Regions from separate parts of the Mus musculus genome. Here regions 2, 3, 4, 5 and 6 are each linked to region 1. A link is a loop called in an ENCODE intact Hi-C map of the cell type or tissue named here. Cell type or tissue: left cerebral cortex. All regions are shown on one strand.

The links. A loop is a pair of places that touch in the nucleus more often than their neighbours do. Peaks named below come from ENCODE experiments on the same cell type or tissue, not always from the same donor. Only the 100,000 strongest peaks of a DNase experiment are listed, where the experiment ranks them.
Region 2: it touches region 1 in a loop (3-fold over the local background); 6 of 42 quality-filtered maps call a loop at or near these places.
Region 3: it touches region 1 in a loop (9-fold over the local background); 28 of 42 quality-filtered maps call a loop at or near these places.
Region 4: a loop joins it to region 1, with 2.4 times the contacts of the local background. A loop is called at or near these places in 7 of 42 quality-filtered maps.
Region 5: a loop joins it to region 1, with 2.8 times the contacts of the local background. A loop is called at or near these places in 4 of 42 quality-filtered maps.
Region 6: a loop joins it to region 1, with 2.1 times the contacts of the local background. A loop is called at or near these places in 3 of 42 quality-filtered maps.

What each region holds. Positions count from the first base shown.
Region 1 is chr4:88,033,752-88,037,751 of GRCm38, forward strand. No RefSeq gene overlaps it. Among named protein-coding and RNA genes, the nearest start is that of Mllt3, 2.3 kb to the left of the region's middle. In left cerebral cortex, a CTCF peak has its summit at 1,891 (motif pointing right); DNase peaks (open chromatin) are centred at 412, 653 and 1,897; H3K4me3 peaks cover 1,021 bases.
Region 2 is chr4:88,194,010-88,198,009 of GRCm38, forward strand. It overlaps Focad (focadhesin), which reads left to right. Exons shown (of 44, transcript NM_001081184.1): 11 at 2,750-3,007. Among named protein-coding and RNA genes, the nearest start is that of Mir491, 74 kb to the left of the region's middle. In left cerebral cortex, a CTCF peak has its summit at 2,186; DNase peaks (open chromatin) are centred at 2,300 and 2,718; H3K27ac peaks cover 617 bases.
Region 3 is chr4:88,542,269-88,546,268 of GRCm38, forward strand. No RefSeq gene overlaps it. Among named protein-coding and RNA genes, the nearest start is that of Ifna15, 14 kb to the right of the region's middle. In left cerebral cortex, a CTCF peak has its summit at 1,820 (motif pointing left); a DNase peak (open chromatin) is centred at 1,804.
Region 4 is chr4:88,187,603-88,191,602 of GRCm38, forward strand. All of the region lies in intron 10 of Focad (focadhesin), which reads left to right. Among named protein-coding and RNA genes, the nearest start is that of Mir491, 68 kb to the left of the region's middle. In left cerebral cortex, a CTCF peak has its summit at 2,095 (motif pointing left); no DNase peak of the experiment used is centred here.
Region 5 is chr4:88,235,952-88,239,951 of GRCm38, forward strand. All of the region lies in intron 15 of Focad (focadhesin), which reads left to right. Among named protein-coding and RNA genes, the nearest start is that of Mir491, 120 kb to the left of the region's middle. In left cerebral cortex, no CTCF peak of the experiment used is centred here; DNase peaks (open chromatin) are centred at 1,735 and 2,660; H3K27ac peaks cover 1,098 bases.
Region 6 is chr4:88,207,256-88,211,255 of GRCm38, forward strand. All of the region lies in intron 11 of Focad (focadhesin), which reads left to right. Among named protein-coding and RNA genes, the nearest start is that of Mir491, 87 kb to the left of the region's middle. In left cerebral cortex, no CTCF peak of the experiment used is centred here; a DNase peak (open chromatin) is centred at 2,186; H3K27ac peaks cover 392 bases.

The DNA of each region.
Region 1 (4,000 bases):
CGTTTGGGAAGGGGGAGCGGGCTTGTTTTTACTTTCCACCATGGATTTTTGCGGGTTTGTGCTGAAATCGCAAGAACGCACACCCAAACAAACTTATTTAAACAGAGAGCAAGAGAAATCCACGCTACCAAAGAAAAAAAAGAAGGGGGAAAAAAGCCTCCTGATAGCAATCTCTGGGACTGAACAGCCCCCAGCAACCTTAAATCCCTTTCCCTATCTACTCCGAGCCACCAACCTACCCCGCCCTCCCACCGTCGCCACTGAAAACTTTAAAAAAGAAAAAGAAAAAAAAAGAAAAGAAAAAAAGAAATGAACGCGAAACAAGAATGCCATTTCCTTCCTAGGAAACGCCTCCCGCCTCGGTGTTCCCGGGCTGAGAACCGTGCCCAGGTGGAGGCGGGACACCTGGGAGTGCCCGTCGCAGAGCCTTAGGGAACCCGCTTCCCAGTTGTTTGCTTCAGGAGGCTTCCCCCTCGCTGACAACCTGCTGGGTTGCATCAGGGTCTGCCCTCTCTCTAAGGGCGCGCCAGACTACTGGGAACCTTAAAATAGATAAAGTTAATACTGACTATAATGTGCATAAATTGGATTATAATCTTTAGGCATATTGGTGACAGCCAACATAATCCATCTCTGGGTATTAATCCATTTAGGCTCCCGGGTGACAACCCCTCGCAGAAGTGTTCTAGAGTTGCTCTTCTACAAATGCTCCATCTCCGATTGTAGTTTGTCTCAGTGGCCACGGGTAGAATATCAAGCCATACGTGAAGCGAAAAAAGAAGAAGAAGAAGAAGAAAGAAAAAAAAAAGAGTTACTAGCTTCCTCTAGAAACACAGACAACCTTTAAAAAGGAAACGGATAAGATCTAGACGATATACGAAAATGAAAGATGGGTGTGACTTTTGTTTCGTTAAAGTTCTTGTACCTCTCTGGCTCTTAACTCCTTTTTTGAACTGGTTTGGGGTGGTGGCTGTTTTCCAGAGTTTATCTTTTGTTCACCATCTTTTTTTCTCCAGATTGCCAACTTCTTTTCTCCCTGTGTTTTTTGTCTCTCTTCCTCTTTCTGACTCAACTTTATTGCTTTCTTCTTTTCCTCTCGCCGGGAGACCATGAAAGCACAACTCGGCCCTTGCATTGAACACTTGAGAATAACGGGAAGGAGGTTTCCTGGAGCGTCCCAGGTTCTCCATGACCACGTTCAGTTTTTCCCACTGCTCACAAAGTAGATGATGGGGATTAGACAGGACCAGGTCCAGCCAAGTTCAAAGCAGCACGTTTCCAACTCGAGTAGTGTGATTCTCCTAAAACTGGTACACCCATCCTCCAGGATTCAGCCCAGAAGTGGGGAAACTTGAACAGAAGTCCAAGGACATATTTCCCAACCAAGTCTGTAAGAGTATGTCATCTTGTATGCATGTGTGTTTGTGTAAGCGCTAAGTTAGACAGAACTGCTGTGTGTGGGATATAAGCAAGGGATGACTATCTACTGTGCATTCTTACACCGTTTATCAAATAATCAAATTGCAGAGAACTATTTTGGAATGAAGAAGTTGAAAACTGAAGATTATGTGAATGTTTTTAGTAACTGAAAGGTGACCATTCCGCGTTTGCACTGATTCCAGAGTTGGTCTCTTGGTTTTCTCTCCAGGAACTGGAACTTGTATATTAAGAGGGATTCCCTGCCCCACCCCCTCGACCATGTGCTTGCTAGTGAGTGTGTGTGTGTGCATGCGTGCGTGTAATATTTGCTGGATTCTCATTTATTCCAGCAATCACAAATAAATCGTAGAATCTGACCGTCTTCCCCCAACATCCTTCCTTTCTCAAATGCGTTAAACCCTCCTCCCCAATATAAAGTAATTCCCCCGTCTGCAAATTCGGAGACTTAAAATATGCCAGTAGATGGCGCACAGAGCCCTTCCACCAGCGTCCTTATGTGACCCTCCTTACAACAAAAAGACTTCTCTACCAGGAAAAAGAAAAAGAAAGCACAACCCGGAATACTCCAGGTTCAACTTTGAACAAAGGAATTTACACCAGCCTTTCCATTTGTAGCTGTCTTAATAAGTTCGCTGTTAACAATAAAATTGGGAGAGCAAATGCATTTCCTGTCCATTTATTCTGAAATAATAACAATGTAAGTCAAAACAAACAGAGTGGTGGACCACACTTGGGAGGCTAAAGCAGGAGCCTCTAGGTTTCAAAGCTAATCACAGCTACATAGGAAGCCTGGACAGCATGGGGGCATTGTCTCAATGAAAGTGTACTGGAGAGAAATTTTAAGACAGGCATCAATGCTAGGTAGCAAAAAATAGGAATAATTAAAGTCATCAATGATAAAAGCATTTCCTTATTCAAATAGAAATTATCCCACTGAAATTCATACTGTGATGTATAGTACAGTATGAAATTGGGTTACTCTAATGAACACAAAAGTGATTAACATCAAGTTAAATAAGAACAGTGATGGAGATTGGAAAAGGACCTGTGTGTCTGAGCCTAACTCCTCACAGGACCACAGCTGGCTCCAACCTTCTCATCTCAGCAGTTTGCTAGTTTGGAACTTCAGAGCAGTTCAAGTGTTTCTGCCAGAACAAAAGGAAAAAATAGCTTTTTCAGGTGTAATTAGGGTGTTATAAAACACTCTAAAGTAAATTTTACCCATTCACTATGTCAGGTTGTTGGTACACACACACTCAACGAATCGAATCATCAAAAATTAGCCACTGTCCATCCTTGGCTATATGGGTTTGTCAGGGAAGGGGAAGGCCCATGAAAAAACTATTAGCTACTAGAACAGACAGTAGACATTTTGGTAGCTGCACATTCAGAATAACTAAGGCTTCCCCCTCCATAGCCTGCTGGGTGTTTGTTTGTTTGTTTGATGAAATACATCCATACATCTGTTTACCAAAACTGGACCATATGTCAAGTACAAGACTGTAAGAATGATAAGAGTCAGAGTGGAATTCAGCCTGTAGAATGCTTGCCCCATACCAGAAGCCGAAAGTTTGCATCTCTGTACTCGAATTAACTAGTCATGATGGACACACTAATAATTCCTATACTCAGTGGGAGGTAGAAGTAGGAGAATTTAGAAATCCAAGGCTACACAGAGAATTTGAAGTTAGCCTAGTGTGTATGAGACCTTACCTTTAAAATAATTAATAAAAATAAAATAAAAATGAATGTTGGTTCCTGCTGTCATACAAACCACAGCTCTGTGACACAGAGGAGAAACTTCACCAAAATCATTTCTTCTTTCTTTGAATTTCATTTACACCTAAGGTTGGGATACTTGTACATGTCAGACATAAGCAAGGAGCGTAGAAAACTGACACAAACAGCCGAAGGACAAGAAAAAGCAATGGCAGGAGATTAGAAGCTGTGACTGTCACCCTCAGTTCCACCTTTTAATAACTGAAAAGGGAGGATACAGTAGCAAATTCCTAATTTCCGTGGCCTTGAACTTTAGTATTTCTATGCTCATTTCCTTCAAGTTCTTTGAGGGGAAAACAAATCCCACAATAAAAGAAAGCTAAATCTTTTCAAGAACAGAAGCTGAAAAGCACTGTTTCTTATGGAAGTATTTCTTTGGAACCTTACATGCTTAATATTATATCTAACTTATGGTTCTAGGACAGTGTGTTGGGACTAACTGAATATACATTGATATCCACTCAACCACCTACTATAAAGGCTAGTTCCAGATATAATCAATGCACCAGGCTAGTTTAACCCAGAGCCTCTTCGTGTGTAGATTACTCCCCAAGAGTCATCTAAGCAACACATGTATACATTCAGAACACGAGTGTCTCTGAAGTAATAATTTATTAATTTGGTAGGCTGTATCCCTAATTTAATAAATAGCACCTCAAGGCCTGAAAATTAATCGAGAATGTTATGTCAGATGAGCAATAAGAAATCCTGTAAATATTGAGTGTGAATGAACATGTCTCCCTAGCCCCACCGGAACCTTGGTGAAATAGCTGCAGGTAAG
Region 2 (4,000 bases), 160 kb after region 1:
TTTTTTCCTTTGTATTATGTGTTTTTGAGGTGGAACTCACTAGTGTGGCTAGTCTGTACATCTCCATGAAAACCAAGCTGTCCTTGAACTGTTTGCCTCTATTGGGATTAGAAGTGCACACCACTTTGCCCAGCCCTTTACTTTGTTTTGTTTTGCTTTGTTTTGTTTTGAGAAAAGTCTGGTCTTGAACCTGCTGCCCCACTGTGCCAATGGTGGTATTACATATGCCATCCTCATTTAAGTTCTAGATTTATTTCAGTGTTCTTTATTATTTTCTGTTGTGCTATAATACACATATTACCAGTCCCTTTTACTTTCTACTTCTTTATCTGAAAGGCAGAACATACTCACCCTGTCATCTGTTTTTCCTCTCCGGGTAGGGAAATCCTTGATGACACCCATCTCTTGACAGTATGCCAGTAGCAGCTGTCATTCAACAGGGCACGGGGATCTTACTGTGATATATTATTTAGCATTTTGCTTCCCTACTGCTGTTCTACCTGTCAGCAAGCCAGCAAACCAGAGCAAGAAGGAGGTAATGCCTCAAGTAGCACGGGGTTACCTTCCCTTCCTTGCTTACTTATGCCCGAGCATGTTCTTGCTTTGGACGCTGTTCATGGCTCATGTTCATTTCCAGTTATTAATCTTTTCTACTCTTAACCACTGGATTTTCTTTCCCCAAGACAGGGATAATGCTTTCCTATATTTGCAACTTTAGGCATCTCGCTGGCTTATTAGATATTAGATTGTTTCATATCTTCTTCCTATCTTGGAAAGAAGTTAGTCTTTATTTAAATTGGATAAATGAGTAAAGTGATGTTTAGAGTGGTTGCAATGATGTTTCATGGCTGACTTGGGTTTTCTGAAGACCAAGATTTTATGTCTCAAGTCCAGTGTTGGTTTTCATTAGTATAAAGATTGTGGCCATAGTCATTAATGAATTTTATCTTCTTGTCAACAGTTTTTTTTAATAAGATAAAGGAATATAAATTTGGATTATTATTTAAGCCTAAATTTTGTAAGATTTTTAAAATAGTAGCACATTCACATGGTTTAGAAAGTATAAAGTAGAATATGCTGAGCATCCTTTTTATTCATGTGAGTCCTAGTAGTGCTGTCCTTACTCTTGTAAAGAGGATGTTTTGCTTAATGGTTACCAGTTGTATTGTATTCTACAACAATACAATACAACATACTACCCTATAATGCAATATAACATATCCTTTTCTCCTCAGTCTCGTTTGGAAAAACAAATAGCATTCTATGTAAACTATTTATATCTCTTATATTTTCACTTGGTGAATCTGTTCATATTAGTTATTTGTATGGCTAGAACTTCCACATTTGTTTTTAGAGTACTATTAAATGTTTAAATCTGACAGCCACTCTTTATCATATGTTCAAAAGAATTGTGTGTTTATTTAAATTGTCTTACAAATGTTGGTAGAAATGCTGATAGCGTTGTTTATAATTGCCTCCCAGGATGGACATGGCTCAGTTACTCATTTATCATGAATGGATTGACAAGAGGAGCATCATATATAATGTACGATGCAGTGCTATTAGCAATAACATGTACAGACACAAGCTATGACATGAACAATCCTTGAAAACATGCTAAGTGATAGGAAGCCACAAAATGAGTGGTGTCTATTGTATAAAACCTGTCATAAAATATCCAAAATTATCATATAAAATAGAGTAGAAATACAATACCAGTGGGTAGTTTCCAGGCACAGGGAATAGAAGTAGGCAATTGGGGTTTTTCCCCTTGGAATAATGAAAATATCATAAAAGTAGACCCTGGTGATGGTTTCAGAATTTTATGAATTACTGACATCTACAAAATTGTAAACTTAAAAAAAAAGCAGGTATTATAACATTTGTCTTTCTCACCCTTTCAATGATTATTTTTATACTTAAACCATCGTGTGATAATAGGAAGGTAAGAGAGTTTAATTTCTGCCATCCTCTTCTGTGAAGTGTGAATGACTCTATTGGCAGACAGTGTCAAATGCTTCTGCAATGCCTGTGGCTTCCTGAGTTCTTTCCCCTCAAGTGTCACTGCACAGTTTTGTGCACTCCCTGAACCTGACTACACTGCCACACTTAAGCGAGGAACCTTTTCCCTGATTAGCTGAAATGCAGCACCATCTCTTGGTCTTGTTTGACTTAGAGCTGGGCTAGCTACATTTTGTTGCTGAAGTTATTCACAATTACTAATGAATTACCAGGCTCAAGCTGAAGCAACTCTGTTCCCATCCACACACTGTCTGTTACAAATGTGAATTGTCCTGTGTCCAAGTCTGCCATCTGCTTCGAGCTGCCACTTACAAGGGCCTGGAGCTGGGCAAATTAAATCCGGTGTCTATTTTTCTTCTCATTGTTGATCACTTTGAAGCTTTTTAAAGTGGGAATAGATTTTTTCCTAAACTCTGTTGCCTCTGGATCTTGTATATTGATCTAATTCCCCTCTGTCTTAATAGGAGGTAAATAGTAAATAGAGAAAAATTTGTGCGATAGTGTTCCTAGGTTCTATGGAACAACTGTTTTCCTCTTTGTCGGATCCTATTGCCTCACATTTGGGTGGAGAGCCATTTGGCAGGACCTCAAAGTATCAATTTTTTTGTTGTTGGCGGGGGGTGATTTTGATAATGCATTATAAAATGGGTGAATGTCAGGAATAGGAATTTTTTTCTGACACACACTCATCTCCTTTTTGAAATGCCTTCTTGTGTCTGTTTCTCAGATCTCCTGCAGGCTTGCTTTTCCTGTAAGCAGCATGTATGGCTCCATCTTCACAGCCTGGAGGATTCTTGACGTCATTGGAGAAGAGTCTGCCACTAGTGACTGGCTGGCTACAGTGGAGTCCTTGCTCTCTGCCACTACAGTGATCCCCCCACACGTTTTCTTACTGCTGGCTTACCTGCTTGTTGAAGATGTAGGGCAGAATCTTCAGCAGATACTGAGGGTCACCACACAGTTAGCTCAAGCAGATTCCTCTCAGGTAAAGACAGAGAATATGGAAAAGTAATGGGAGAAACACTCAGTATTTATTATTATGGATAATTTTTAGTTTATTTATGAAGTTTTAAATTATGGCTTTAAAAATGTCTCTCTACCCAGTGTGGTTTCTTTCTTCTTACTCTGAGTTGATGTTCCCGTAACAATGCAAATGTTTTCCTTTAATTAAAACTATAATTTTCGAGGAACCCTGAATTCAGTATATTTTTGTTCCACTTCGCAACGGGTTCCACGGTACATTTCTTTTTAGTTCTAATATTGATCTAATGTGACCCTGCTTAATCAATTCATGACAGATTCCTTACAGTTTGATCCTCAGTCATTTAATAAACAAAAACATTGTGTCCTTCCCTGTGTGGTCCTGATCTGCAGACAAGGCCGTGAGGATAAACAGTTGTCTTCCTGTCTGCATGGAGCTTGAGTGTAATAAGCAGTCAGACATAAATAAGACTTCCCTCCTTCCTCTAAAAATAGAAATAAGTTTAACACAGTCTTACTGGTTAGTCTCTAGAATGTTTTCCATGAAGGAAGGCTCTCCTAACCCGGCAGACATGGCATTATTTTATATTCCATTTAATGTGTCTGTGTTTAGGTTTTTTTCTTTCATACATTGTGAAGAAAAATTTCACCTCTCAATACAAACTCATGTGTTCCTAGTTAGAAACTTTTGTCGGTGTTGTTGGTGAGAAATGTTGATGGTGGGAGGTTCCGTGCTGGGAGTTTCTCATTCTCTCAGCTTACCATGTCCATTGTATTCATCAAGTAATACTTCTCTTCTAGTCCAGTTCTCTGATACGTTTTACAGACCGTCACTCTTAGCCAGTGTTTGGATCATTGCTTAGACCATGTAGGACACTCTTAGAGTAGTTGAAGCTCAGGCAGCATCTGGAGATCATGCAAAGAAGAATCCCTTGAAATAATACTATGGTCTGCCTTGATCTGTATACGCTTCCTACATAATGTATACTCGCACACG
Region 3 (4,000 bases), 510 kb after region 1:
CTGGGGAGGGCCCTGGAGGACGGGCAATGCTGCTGCTATTGCTGTACCTGATTTCAAGTTGTCCTGCAGAAGCTTGCTAACAAACCCTGTGTGGAGATGGCACAAAAGCAGACACAGACTCAGTAGACAGCCTATGAGGAAGTCCACACAACCATAATCACTAGAGGTTTTCTTTTGTTTGTTTGTTTTAGTATTTATTTTGTGCGTGTGTGAGTGTGTTGCCTGTATTTATGTATGTGCAACACATGTGTGTCTGGTGCTCACAGAGACCTGGTGCTCACAGAGACCAGGTGAAGGTATTGAAAGCCCTAAAACTGTAATGCCAGATGGTTGTGAGCTTCCATGTGGGTGCTGGGAATCATCTTATTTTTTGATAGAGTCTCTTCCTGAACCTTGAGCTACCAGCTCAGCAGGAAGCCCCAGGGAGTTTCCTGCTTTGCTGCTCAGTGCTGACATTTTGGCATGCACTGATGTACCCTAGTTGTAATGTGAGTGCCGGGGGTTCAAACTCAAGTTTTCACGCTTTTGTGGCAAGCCCTTTACTGACTAAGCCATCTCTCCAGTCCTTAATATTTTAAATTATCTAACTTATAGTTATTCCCATTATTATTTAATTATGGATTTTCTTTGTCCAGTTCACTTTCCCAAATTTAATGCACTTCACTGGATGCTCATCAATATTAGTATTGATTTTAGTTATTGGCATCTCACTGATATCCATATCTCCAATGTTCCTTTTTTGTACCTTCTTCCTCTGTGGTTGCCTATATGTTTGTTTTATTCTTGCTTAAATTTAGGCTTCTCTCTATGCAGAATAAGATGTGTGCTTTAATCCAGTAAAGAACTCTTTAGTAGGGGGTGTGTAAATATGTGTGTGAATTATTTTTACCATTTGTGTTCAGCCCTGACTGATGCAGATTAGTGCTTCACCATTACGGTTTTCATATGCAGTACCATCTTTACTCTCTGATTGTTCTCAGAGACTTTTGAGTAAAGGACACCTTTACTGTGTCAATATCTTCCGGGAGCTTTTCCTGATTTTCTTATTCTCACCAAGGTGGTTTGCTTTGCAGTCAGCGCAGTGCTTGAGAGACAGGATGGGGGAGATCGTACACAGAGAGTCCATGTTCACATAGCCGGAGATGAGGAGCTTTAAGGAATTAGTGGCTACAAATTGATGCTGGGTTTCAGAAGACACAGGGACTGGATTAGCAGTTCTTCAGAACACGGTGAACGCAGTCTCGGGATCAGCTACTCCAAATGTAGTTGTGTGGTCATTGGGATGGTAATCAAGTTGAAGCCATTTTCATTTTAAGATCCAACACATAACTAAAAATTTATGAGCCTGATATTCATATCCTGCTTGTAAACTCTCTCTGAGGATAGTCTCATTCTCTATTTAAAACATTGAAAAGTGGTAACCCTGTTTCTGTGGAAGGTCATGGTAGCTCTGGCATCTTCAAGACAGACTTATATGAAGCAAAATGTATTTACAATAGAAAAATTAGTAAAAGTTGTATTTGTGCATCACACTGTCTATTCCTTTAAGCTGTCTCAAGCTTTACCCAAGAAGGCCCGGAGGCCTATTGGATCTGAGTGCTAAGCTTAGGCAGCTTTTCAACTATCCCTGCAGGCATCTGATGGGCTATCTTTGGTGATGTAAATCTAATGTCAAATTGGATCAATCTAAGACAGTGGGAGAATAACGATTTTAGATGACATTCTTTCTCTGTCCTCCAGACTCTCCACTTTTGTAGTCTTCCTTTGACTGGCCAGTAACCAGATATGTAAGCCTGATGTGATACTGCCATCTACTGGAAAGAAAGGGAAATACTGGCTTTGAAAAGACATTAATCTACCATGACTTCCAGCAGGGCAGAATGTAGAAAGTTAGCAGTAAGCAAAAGGGCATTTTGGTGTCCTGTGCATCTAAGAACAAAGAACAAGATGAATAAAGGAAAAGTAACTCATGATAGTTACCTATATATGCAAATGCATGCAAATATAAGTCCAAACTTTATATTTTCAGTATTCATGTTTTTACTCCAAAGGCCAGTCTTGTCATTTTAAAGTTTTGGTAAAAGCCCCTACCACCAAAGAAAATAATTACATAGACACTGGTAAGAGTGACAGCATGGATGTATTTGAATAGCTTTTATGAAGTGAAAATTTGATGCTCAGAGGTGTCAAACCTTGACAGCATAGAGGGTCCTGGAGGATCCAAACTTGCAGCCGATGGTCAGGTTCTTGAGAAACTTGTCATTAAAATGTGTGGTGCCTGTAATAGCAGGAGGATGCAGAGGAGACTTTGAAATATTTATAGTCTACAAAAGTGGAAGAGGACAAAAAGAAAAATTTTGAGAATATTTTTTCCAGAATACTGGAAATTAATCCAAATTTGCTTTGGGGGAACATGTATTTTAGACACCTGAACGCCAGTAAGCAGGTGGAGAGCTGCAGAGGTTTAGCTTGTACTAGTCTGACACATATTTTCAACTCATCAATAGCCTTAAAGAATGTCATCCCTCTTTCCTGGTACCATCAGGAAATAAATGAAGCTATAGTACTTGTTTTCAAGTCCCACTCCCAAAGGTTGTTATTGTTTGAACACATATTGTGTGCCCATGAAGGTCCTCACTAGCTTTTTTTTGTTTTCAATTTTGTTTTAAGACAGAGTCTCTCTCTGAACCTGCAGATCACCAATTTGAAAGATAGGAATCTATCCATCTTTGTCACCCAGGGCTGTGAGTTCAGGCATTCTCTGCTCTGTCTGGCTTTCATGTGGGTACAGAGGAGCCAAACTCAGGCCCTCCTATATGCACTGCCAGGATTCTACTAACTGAGCCATCTTTCCAATGCTTGCTTTAACTACCTAAGTACCAAAGCAAACCAAACAAAGCAAGCTAATAAAATCCACTCCTTATATTTATCTACAATAAATCAGTAGCCCTACTCTCTTTTAGTAAATAGTAACATTTATTTATATCATATATAATTTGAGTAAGTGGGGTATTTATATAATATCCTTCAAGAATAAAGAGTGTATAGGCAGAATTTCTAAAGTCTTGATACAGGGCCAGCAACTGAAAATAGCACCAACCTGTTTAACTATGGTTTGAGGTGTGTGTGTGTGTGTGTGTGTGTGTGAGAGAGAGAGAGAGAGAGAGAGAGAGAGAATGCCTGCACAATGTGCAGGTGGATGGAAAATGTAGACCAAAGAAAGCAATGTCCTTGATGGATTATGGAAGATTTAAATAAATGAAAGTATGTTTAACTCAAAAAGGAAGCTTGCATAGTGGTGTTCAGGTAAGAGTAGACACTTACAGATAGTGGATGGAAGTGTAAGACTTTTGACAAGGTGATTCATTTGGGAAATTAATCCAAATCTCTAAAGCAAAGACCTGATTGTTATAACATTATTTTTATCAAGCTTAAATGAAACAAAATTACTGTGCAAAGACTCTGATATGATTAACTAATCTTTAAGTAAATGACCTTTCCTTCATATTATACAATTGTGTAGCCATTTCACTCATAGCTGTAAATTCTGCCATGGGATGGCAAATCATCCCATGCATTTAAAACAAGGAAAGGAGAATGGACATATTTGTGAAGATACAACCAACCATACCCTAGCAGTAGGATTTGAGAAAATGGCGAGTGTAACTGGAAATTTCACCTCCTCCATCATTTCTGGAATGTAGATTGCTTCCCCTATCTCTGTCCTTCCACTTTAAACTAAAGATTTAGCATAGATGCAGTTAAGTGTCATCTAGGATGTGGTCAGAAATGAGCCAAGTGGGAGAGTTACATGGATAAGCTTTGAATGATTCTAAGGTGTGATTCCATTTGTATCCCCTGAAACAGCCACATAACCCTCTGGGCTTAGTTACAATCCCTGAGAGAGCCCTATACCTCTGTAGACTTATTTATAAACCCTGAAATAGCCCCCATGCTACTGTGAACTTGGCTAAAGCTCCATTTGGCATTGCCCTGCCAT
Region 4 (4,000 bases), 150 kb after region 1:
ATCTGACTTAACAGTAAGAGAAGGAAATTCTATCTGAGTTCTAGAAAGGCTGGCAAGAATCTAATAACTTTTTTTTTTTTTATACCTTACCTCCTAGTTCACCATATAGCATAATGGTCCTGGGTGGGACCAGGGCTGGGGGCCAGTGCTAAGGTTTTGGCAGGATGTATTGTCAATTGTGTACCTTTAAGTCACAAGTGTTATTTACTGAGGCTCACCATAACTCTAATACCTCAGGAGTCGGCTTACTGTTTGCTCAGGTGTGTGTCTTATTCATCAGAGATGGAAGCTGCACTTTCTCTCTAGCAGCTGTTGCCGAGGGGGGAGGCGGAAGGGATACTAGCAATGCTATAAATATCCTTTTCATGATGCTATGCTGCCTTAGTGGGGCTAAGAGTGGACCTCTATTATCTTTTTTAAAGACTCCAGCCACATTTACTGTGGGATTCTCTTCCTCGGGCACCAGTATGGGCCAAACACAACTATTAATTCTGCTTGCCTCATACTCACCAAGTCTATTCCCAGATCTTTTGCTTTCACACTCTTTTGTGTGCTCTGTATGAACTGCCCGTTCCTCCAAATACAGCCAAATGTTCTCAAGCCCCCAAGTCAGTATTCACTGTGCTGTGTGTTTCCAGCTTTTATTTACCCAGTGCACAAAATACTGTGTGCTAATGTGGGGGGTTCCATGTTTGTAACTTCAACGCTAAGGGGAGCTCACTGGGCGGGGTGCGCGGGGGGGGGGGGGGGCTGGGGGGGCAGGGAGGATTCTGACTCTTTTACCAGGCCTTTAGGAAAGGGCAGCAATGGAAATTGTTAGCATTAAATTGCAGTAGTCGTTTCTGTACTAAGTGTTTCACCTTTATATTTCTCAGGTGACTGTAGGAAAAGGAAAAGGCTTTAGTTGAAAATATCTTAGCCAGTGCCAGCTGAGTGTTTTCTTTCTCTTATACTTAAATAGCATATGAACTTATCTTCTCATTCAAATTACCTGATCCATTGTTTAGTGCATGGTGGATACTCAGGATTTCACAAGTTTCATTCATAGAAAACGTGCACGTCTCCCAAAACTAGCCCATTTTCCTATAGATCTATTGCAGAACGCTTTCTGTGAAAGGCACAGGCTTGCTGTGTTTAGTGATTTCTCGAGGTGCTTTGGACTCAGTGTTTGCTTACAACTCAGCTGTTCAGAAGCACAGTTTGTAGGTTACATAGCCTGCCGAGCTGAGCTCCTCCATCCCTGGAGCCCGAGAACCAGGAAGTAAAACATGCTTGAATATCTTTTCATCCTTAAGATGTAAACATGTATGGTGGTAAACATGATATTCATCTCTTTAAAGTCTAGTAAGTATTTTTTATAGTGTTTGAGAAACAAGATGCTTTTTCTATTTGGCTATTAAGTGTGATATTTTAAACCATCTCTTGTAATCTGAGGCTAAGGAGCTATGAGCCAGTAGTCATAAATTCTAAGGTGTTTAAAAATTCTCCCAAGATAATACAGTGTCTTAGTCAGGGTTTCTATTCCTGCATAAACATCATGACCAAGAAGCAAGTTGGGGAGGAAAGGGTTTATTCAGCTTATACTTTCCACATTGCTGTTCATCACCAGAGGAAGTCAGGACTGGAACTCAAGCAGGGCAAGGAGCAGGAGCTGATACAGAGGCTGTGGAGGGATGTTCTTTACTGACTTGCCTCCCTGGCTTGCTCAGCCTGCTCTCTTATAGAACCAAGACTACCAGCCCAGAGATGGTCCCAACCACAAGGGGCCTTTCCCCCTTGATCACTAACTGAGAAAATGCCTTACAGTTGGATCTCATGGAAGGATTTCCTCAACTGAAGCTCCTTTCTCTGTGATATCTCCAGCTTGTGTCAAGTTGACAGAAAACTAGCCAGAGAGTACATAGAGAATAAAAGAAACATTGGTGTGCATGAATTAGAGCCACTAAGGAGAGAAACTTGAATAAAACAAACCCCTACAAGTAATTGTTGACTAGTCAAGGTACTTAGTTATTCCTTAAAGAATGCTCGGAGAGTAATTATGGGGAACTGTTACTCCTCTCAGATAAAGAGGCAGTCTGGCTCTTGTGCCCTCTGTTGACAGTGACCTGCACTACACTAAAAGGGCAAAGAAGGAATGCTGACCAGGTACCACTGTGTTATCACAGGTCCCACAGAGGATGGACATGGATCACACTGAGTACCTGACAGTAAGACAGATTTGGGGGAAGTTTTGGGGGATGGGGAGTGAACTGGATTGATGAGATACAGTGAATGGAGACTTGGGGCTGAACTGCTGTGCTCATTCAGAGGACAAACTCATTTCTATAAAACTGTTGTAGTCGGCGGGAAGATTAGGATAGCTTGACTCAACTAGGGTCTACTGCAAGCTTGTGTGTGTGTGTAAGTATAGTATTTCTCGGCCCTGTTGATAGAGTAGTCACAGTTAGCCTTTATTTGGAATTGTAGGGAGCAGAGACTATATAGGATATTTGTTTTTTAATTTAAATAGTCATGAAATTTTCAGTGAGTTGTCATCTTACTAAGAGCTAAGTTAAGACCTACGGAGTATGTGCAGTATGAGAAACTCCTGTTTCTTACAGTGACTCTAAAATAGGTTCTCGTCATTGTCAGTCATTACTGCCTCTCTCTCTTTCTCTCTCTCTCTCTCTTCCTTCCTTCCTTCCTTCCTTCCTTTCTTCCTTTCTTCCTTTCTTCCTTCCTTTCTTCCTTTCTTCTGTTTTCAGCTGCATGGTTTTTGACTGGTGGCTGATCTCTCTGGGCCAAGGTAAAATGAGTAGCAAAGCATCTTGCTGTCATAGGGTTGTAGACTCCATTTCATATTCTCTATTAACTGTACTGTCATACCACACCCCATGGCATAGTTTATCTAAGAGCTAACTTAGGCACAGAGAAGGGATTACCATGCCAAAAGTTGTGCTTTGGGGCCTCCTACCCCTTTAGATTGATTTTATGTGTATGAGTGCATTTACCTAACCTTTAATGGCATATTGGAATGCAGTTCACATATGTATTGTATACAGGTCAGATGTACAATTCAGGGTCTTCCAGTTTGTTCAAAGTTACCACTACAAGCCTTAGAACATTTATTAGTATTATCTCAAAAGCTACACCTCACATAACCTGATATTAACTCCTAAGTGGCAGCCTAGGCAACCACTAATCTGCTCTCTAGGGAGGAAATTGTCTATGGTGTCTACTTTGGAACTTGAACAGAGATGAGATCCTAGGAAGAGTAGCCCTTTGTACTACCCCTATGCCCCGACAGAGTTGCTTTGTGTAGCCCTGGCTATCCTGGAACTCACTCTGTAGACCAAACTGGCTTTAAGTGCCCAGAGGCCTGCCTCTGCCCCCCAAGTGTTATGATTAAAAGCATGCTTCAGTTTTTATCCTAGTAGCATGTCTGAACAACGCTTTGTTTCTCTTCCTCTATGGGTGAACTTTGGGCTATTTTCATGTTCTGTTACTGTGAATATGTTGTGATGAACACTGACATGTGAGTTTTTTATGTGGTATGTGCTTTTATTTTTCCCAGGTAGATTTATAGAATTGACGGGTCTTATTCTTTTTTTTTAAATTTTTTTATTAGATATTTTCTTCATTTACATTTCAAATGCTATCCCAAAAGTCCCCCATACCCTCCCATCGCCCTGGTCCCCTACTCACTTACTCCCACTTCTTGGCCTTGGCGTTCCCCTGTACTGGGGCATATAAAGTTTGCTAGACCAAGGGGCCTCTCTTCCCAACGATTGCCGACTAGGCCATCTTTTTTTTTTTTTTTTAATTTATATTGACATTTATTTTTTTTTAATTTGCAAATATAACAGCACAAATGTGTAATTTTTTTCCATTTTTATTAGGTATTTAGCTCATTTACATTTCCAATGCTATACCAAAAGTCCCCCATAGCCACCCACCCCCACTCCCCTACCCACCCACTCCCCCTTTTTGGCCCTGGCGTTCCCCTGTACTGGGGCATATA
Region 5 (4,000 bases), 200 kb after region 1:
AACAGTGGAGTAAATCAATAAAGATAAGAACACAAACTGAATACCCCTGGCTTTGAGAAAATACATCAGCTAGAAAAACATTTAAAATTGATTTCTAGAGCTTTCCAAACCTTGAGTCTGTGTAAGAAGTACAGCAGTGCAGTGTCGTCGTCCCTCTCCCCCGTAAGCTTGCTAGGTGAGGACGTCTTTGGCTTTGAAAGTCGAAATGATGAAGTTCGTTTGTCCTCAGTGGAGTCAGGGTCAGGGTCATCTTAAAGCTACTGCTGCTTACTCATTTATGTCTCTCACTAGGGCAGGTTTCTAAAAGGATGGAGTCTGTTCAAATGCTGAGTGGTCAGAGCAGTGACTATATTTATATTATGCAGCTTGTGGTTCTACTTGGCTAAATAAACAAATAAACAAACAAACAAACCACAGCAAAGCTCCTGGAAATCTCAGCTGACGAGATAAGCTGATAATTCATTCCTTCTTTAAGACAGTTAATATATTGATTTTTGACTTCACATTTTTCTTTTAGGATAATATTTTTCTTGGCTAATATCTCTTTGATGACTAGTACAAATATTGTCCTTTTGTAATTTATAGGTTATAGTATTTCATTTTATGGTGAAGGAACAATCTTATTTACTGAACACCTTAGAAATTCTAATTTACCAAATTTCTATGAATTGCTTGACTATGTGGACATCTGATTGTTCAGTCTGATTTATTCTCTTCCTTCTGTATTGTTGCCTTAGCAAATGTGATAAAGTTTGAAGGAACAGTTTGAAGTTTTCTCTTTCAGTCATAGAATGCACAGAAGTGCAAATGAGTGAGTCCCAAGATGCCTGGAATTTTACATAGTCAACTTAGAGTCTTTAGGGTGAACATAACTTCCAGTGTGAACAAGTTGCCCAGGGTTAGATAAACAAACAAACAAACAAACAATCAGTGTGTGCAGAAATAAAGTCAGTGCATTGCCCTCAGAAAGAGGCCTCATTCTCTTTGAACACTTTCTCTCTTAAGGTCTTAAGATGGGGATAGGAGGCACGCTAGGCCAGTGTTTTCTCAGTCAGCTGTGAGTCTGTTGTGGCAAAAATTAATAGGCGTTTCAGAATCACTGAGAAAAGCTCTTTCATCTTGCCCAGTACCATCAGGGTGTTACATTTTCAAAGCAGAGCATTGTACAACCGAGCAGTAGGTAAGGACGGGAGGGGCCTTTCCTGGGGATTCTTGACCGCTGGAAGAGTTCATTTCAGGCCATTTGTCACAGCGGTGATTTCCCCTGAGATACCCTCCGCCAGCGGTATGTTTTGGCTATTCTATCCTCTTTTATTTATTTATTTTCTGAAATCATGGTGGAGGGTAGTTGTCTTTGCCCTCTCCCATCATCCTAACCCTTTGTCTAAGGTCTCCTTTACAACCCCATGGGGTAGGAACAATTTTCAATGGGACACAGCAGGTCTGGAACGTTTTAGAGAGTTAGTGTGATATAAAAATGCCCAATAGAAATCCTGCATTTTGTCTAAGCATTTTTAGCGTGATAAATATAATTTAGTATGGAAATGTGATCCATTGTTGCATGGCAGGTTTTCTCAGCTGTGTACAGTAAGGCTTCTGTCGCCTACTGTGGATTTGGTATTTACTGCGCTCTGGACCTCTTTGTTGTTTCTTGGTTTTGTTTGTGGAGACTTTTAAAGGTGGATTGGCTGCATAACCTTGCAGAGGAGTTGATTAAGTTTAATTTGCTATGCATTAGTGAGTGGATTTGCTGGTCTTTGTGAACTGCCCTCTGTTATTTGTAGTGTGGGGCCTAGTTTTTGATGCCTTCAGTTCTTTCTGGGCATGAAAACTCTTTTTGTACATTTGTTGAATCTATTTCCATGCTGTGCTTTTTATATTCTACACAATGACTCTTTGCAGTTGAAAGTTGTAGTTTGGTTGTATTTTTAACTTTAAAAGGACAGCAGGAACTTGCCTTTTATTAAACATATGTGGATATTATAACATGTACTCTGCTTTTCTTCAAGCAGGTTTTAAAATATAGTTTCTTATTCTTGAAATAAAATTTTAACTGGATGTGTTATACTTATACAATGGCTACGATTCAGTACTCACAAGCCATGAGTGGAAATTGTGGGGAAATAAAAATAATGTGTGTGTGTGTGTGTGTGTTTAAATAGACCAACTTAGTTTCCCCATTACTTTTTAATTGGCTGTTTTTAATTTTAAAAAGGAAACATTGAGAGATTATGGGATGTTGAGTTCTATATCAGAACCTTCAGTATGACATTTAATAACTGAGGTCTTAATTTTTTGTCACTTCCTGATTTGGCTTCCCCTCTGCAGTTTCCAGTCCTCTGCCATTTTCTAATATTTGTTAGGATCTCTGCAATACTTTATCCTTAGAAATGATAACTTTCAGGATCTCCCTTGCTTCATGAAGCTCCTTTAATCCATTTTAAAGTATATTTTGTGTTTATAGATTTTTTTTCTGAAGAATTTTCTTTCTTGAATCAGAATCCTGGGTGTAAGGAGTATTAGCTGCCGTGAGTAGTCTGTGAGTGAGCGCGAAGGCTGTGCACAGTGTCCAGCTGGGAGTTTCCGGCTCTCAGTCATACACGGAAAGCATTCTTTAAAAGATCAAACGGGCTGGACACTGGGAAGGTTTTAATGATGCCAGCTAGCATCAGAGCCGTTGGACTCAGTGGCTGCAAATTGTGCTCATCTGAATCAATGCCACTGAGCTGGGAATAGTGATGTGACTGAACTGATGCTAATTGTACCCCTCTGCCATTGCAGTGAATAAAATATATTGGTTTAAGCTTATCCAAGGAGCAGGTTTCCCTTTCGGGGGTAAATGAGGACATAGGGACTAGAAAGGCCATCAGTGAAGGAGGGCAGCACAGTAAATAATGTTAATGGTTTGAAAGGCTTTGCATTTTGAGATCCGATTGAAAGCATTATTTTGGTTCCTTCCAAGAAATTAGCAAGGCTATTTCAAAAGCTTTTTATCTGGTCTCAAATGACATAAAATCGTGCTTTTCATAAAAATGTCATCTCAGATGTGCTTAAACTCATTTCTGTGCTATATAAATGTTTAAAAGAACAGGAGTATTTTACCTTTTATCTGCCTAGTATAAAATACCACCAAGAGACTCATTGCTACAAACACTAGTGACCCCTGATTGGAATTAACCTTGATTCTGTGATTAAAATCATATTCATTGTAATTGCTGGAGGGAAGTTAAATTGCTTAAGGAGTATGTGGAATTAAGAGGGCAAGGCATTGGTAAGTCTTCATACGGGAATGTTCTGAGTCCTCCTCACATGTCAACCTGAAGGAAGTCTGGACAGGGTACAGTGTGTGCGTTTTCTTTAAAGGATTTCACGTTTGAGAGACTTTCCTTAACCATCAGAAAACTGCTTCTTTCTTCATTGGGAATCCTTCTAAATGTAGACTTATATTTTGATTTTGCATGTGCATGCGTTCTTATGATTTAGGCTACTTCAGTAATAGAGAGAGCTTTGCATTTTTGCCTCATGATTTTTTTCCCCTAAGAATCTCAAAGCAGCATAATGGAATGCATTATGCCTAAGGTCTGAATTGAGCAGTGAGTAAGGTGTTCTCTGGGGCACTGTCCCTCTTGATTCAGGGCTGTGGCACTGGGCCTCTACTTATGTAAATTGCCATTTGAGGAATTTAGTCACTTAAACAGTTGACGGGGTCATATGGTTTTGATTTCTAATGATAGAGGTACAGTCAGATGTAACAGTGTCATTGACCTGCTCCATTTGTGTTGTATTTGTACTCTGAACTGGAGTAAATTTCCTTCTCTTTGACTTGTGTGTCAGGTACTCGAGCTAAGTTACAGACTCTGCAGGAAAATGAATGGCAATGATATCTTGTGTGTCAGGTAGATTCTCTAAAGGGGTTTGAAAAATGGAGGTTACTGATTAAAAACTTCCAGAGATGAAACAGATTTTTTTTGTGTGTATGTTAGTTCCCCAGTGTCTGTGT
Region 6 (4,000 bases), 170 kb after region 1:
TTCATCATATTGCTATCATTGGCATATCATGTTGCCAAGCTTGATGAGATTAGTAATGACAAATTAATGTTTTAAAGTGACCTATCTAGTTGTCTTAAATGTAAATTATGTTGAAATGCAGTTTTTAGTAGAAACAGTTTAAATTTAGTATTCATAAAAGGATTTCTCAAGGAAAGCCATGTCTTAAAGTGTTTGCTTCTCAGCATCGTTGGAAGGTTCCTGTGCTTTATCTCTTGATTGGTAGGTAACAGGTAGCAATTGTTAGCTACAAATAATTTCCCCAAGCCAATAAAGTAGGTCCTGAAATTGCCATGTTTATCCAGGCAAATGGATGGAACATCGTGGAGTTCATGGTCGTTAGATTTAGTTTAAGTTAGATTACACCGGCATCAGAGTAGGTGAACTTTATTAATTTAGAGTTCATGTAATTTGATATAGACTGAATTAAAATATTAGCAGGTATTGACGTTACTGGTTTTTAGATTGTTTAAATTTGCTCACTTACATTAATATGAAGAGTGTGCTAATTTAAAATGATCAAATTATGTATTCATTAAGATCCATCAACAGGTCCTGGTGGTTGGTAACACTTGGGTAATTAGTTTTGTACAGTAATAGTGTAAGCAATTGACTTTTATTTCTTTAGTACTTTTCAAATTCAATCTTGTCTATCTTCATTATTTCTCATACTCTGGATTATTATTAATGACAATTATGCTGGTGGCAGTTTACTATTTATGTGTACTTCGTGGCAAATTGTATTTAATCTTTCATGGTAGTGGTGCATCTTTATCTGTGCTAAGTGCAATTATCATGGAGTTATCCTTCAGCTTGAGATACTGTGCATGTCGTGTTTTTATTAGGCCCCATGTTATTTATTAAGCATTTTCAGGTCACACATTTAATCACACAACATATGTTTATTGCAGCCCTCCTGTATGGTAGGTGCTGATAACATTGAGATGGAAGGATATTGTCTTGCACTCAGGAATGCTAAGGCTCAGTGCATTGATAGAGTCACTAAAAATGACTGTCCATACAAGACAGTACTTTGCACTGTGGCAGTAAATAAGCATTTTTGCAACACAGAGGAGAGTGCCCGTATGTTTCCCTAAAGTAGGGGAATGAGGAAACATTTAGACAGAATGCAGAACATATGCCAAGGCACTGATAGGTATCAGGTCACAGTGGGGTGGCAAGAGAGACATCTAGCCATTCTGAATTAACCTGGATACATGGGAAGAGGGAAGTTGTTCCTGAAGTGGATATAGCTGTTGAGAAAAATGAGCTCCTGAAGCCTTGAAGTTGGGCAAGATGAGGAAAGTTCTCTAAACCACCAGGGCAAATCAGACTTGGGGTAGATGAAGTGTTTATGATAGGATTTTAAAAGTAACAGTTTTGGTGGACACCCTGGTTTATATAAGGAAGAGAGAAAACACGCGGACCCTATAGTATGATAGGAACAAACCGAGGTGTCCAACAACTGCCGGACATCTCAGCCCTTTCCTCAGTCACTCAAGTGCAGATGCTAGGAAATGAGAGGATGGGCCAGGATGATAGTTCTCCAGAGAGTGACCAGGAGGCTGTGAGTCTTACACGTCCCATGCTCTTTGTCTCAACTTTAGTGACTGGGACTTGAACCTGCTCCTGTCTTCCTCTGATCTCTCCTTCTAGTCCACATTAAAGCACCTCGCTCACTTTTGAGGGACATGAGTGATAGAGTGATTAGTAATGATGCCCTTCAAAACTTAAAAGAGAGTGATGGCTGGGACTTTATGATAGTCTCTGGGTACTTGCCTGCCATAACTGTAATCAGGCAATCCATAAGAAGTCAAGAGGAAGTGACACTGAAGAGGAATATGTTTGATGCAAAAATATAAAAACAAAGCGTGTGTGTGTTTGTGTGTGTGTGTGTGTGTGTGTGTGTGTTTGTGTGTGTGTGATGGCTAGCTGGCTAGCACTTGTGATGATCAGCTTCCATGCACAGATTTTGTCAATGCAAAACACGTGTTAGTATTTCTTATAATAAAATGTGGGCAACTCAGGTGGGTGTTACTAAAAAATCCAGTGGGATGAAGCTCTCTAGGGGAATATACAGGGCTCTGTTCACAACAGCACGATTCCTAAGGATTGTTGAATGGATAAGGCAGACACCATTTCCCTGTGCCAAGTCTAATGAGACTTTCATTCTGCAAGTTTGGCTGCTGGCCATGGAGCAGTAGGAGGATCCCTCTTGGGCTGTGAGATGTACAGACACCTTCACCGTACTGACAGTGTGCTGACCCTGTTTCCCAAAAGAGCCCCTCCAGATGCAGATATCAGAGGTTTCTGAGGGGCTGGGGCAGGGTGGTGGAGAGATGATGACCAGACCTATCAGCATCAATTAGAGGTTGTAAAGTTAGGGGACTCTGGAGAATTCTGCCAGCTGTCACTACACTCTTGCTGGGGCTATGGGTTTAACCTTAGTAATCTCAGCAGCATGAGAGTGAGCATGTGGATGGATAGTCTTAGGCTTCGGCTTCTCTGGGCCTTGAATGATGCTGGCACATTTACTACAGCAGCCACTACCAGATGGCTGCTTCACACTTTTCCTTCGATTTCTCTGTTTATATTTTTGTGCTTTGTTGAAATTTACAAATGAGGGTCTCCAAATTTACTTTGGTTAAAGCATCTCAGCTATGTACTGTTACAATAGTGGTACACTGGAGTCATACCTTGATGAACGAAGGTGGATTCAATGGCCAGGTATGTTCTCTATGTCCCCTTTCTTACTCTCTCCCTTTTGAGACATTAGAATGTCACTCATGCAGAAAGGAGGAGTCTGGTATGCATTTCTGTTGCCTGGTTCTCAGTGCATCTTTGTAGCACTCATTGAATAGTCGATGAGTTCCTGGTTGTTTTTTGAAGTAGGAGAGGGCACAGGCAGTGGTCTGGAAAGTTCCTGAAGAAAGTTCAGGAATCATTTTTGAAACCGTAAAAAAATGGAGAACCAGGCATGCATATGTTATGCTGTCTTAAATCAAACTCTGGGTAAAGCTGTGGTGGCACATGCTGTTCATGAAAGGCTTAATGCAGTTCTCCTCATCGGATGAATTGTCTTGTTGTGCAAAAACTGTTATTACACTGTGTGTGAAACCAACCATGCTGCCGGGGAAAAAATTAAATCGCCTGACTGAGTGGTCACTTGTGAATAGTAACACAAGATCTATTGCCGTTATTAGAGACTCTGGAGGACATTCACCCTTTTATGGTCTTTCAACTGCTGGAGTGAAATATTTTAGTGGTAAATGACACCCTTCTGGGAAATCCCCCCTGAAGATTCACTCTCTGCTGTCTGTATATAGAAAAAAACGGTGGGAGTGGGGGAGCACTGGAGGCCAATCACGTTATTCCGTTCAGATTGCCTAACAAACTTTCCTAATTTGATGTGGTGTGATAACAGTTGCTTTTCAATGTTTCTCATTAGACCATTTTTAGTCAGTGTCCATTAGGGCCACACTCTGTCTTCTGTAACATGCCATGCACTTTCTGTATTCTTTTCTGTAGGGGGTGCATGCAAGCACAGGCGTAGACACCGGGCTGGCTGGGTTATGTACTTTAAGATACGATGAAGTGCAATGACTTCCTGCTTATTCTATTTGCTTTCTTTGTAAGAGTCTTTGATTATATATAGGACAGATTATGTAAATTCAGGTCTCAGTTCTGCTTGGAAACTGTGTTGATTGGTAAATCTGTTATGAAATATTTTTCAGAAGTGAATAAACAGTTATTGATCTGAGGTGTTCATAAGAGAGTCATTAGAGTAGGGACTGCAGCTTCTTTCCTTTGGCTAATATTCAGTATTATTCCTGTGTTTATTCATAGTTTATCACCACTCTAAAAATTTCTGCCATTTTACTAGATGATGCAGGTTAGCTTTTATGGGAACAATAAAGTTGTTAGGGATAGCATTGCAAGTAATTTGAATAAATTTTGTGTTTTGTTAATTTTGAAATCAAGT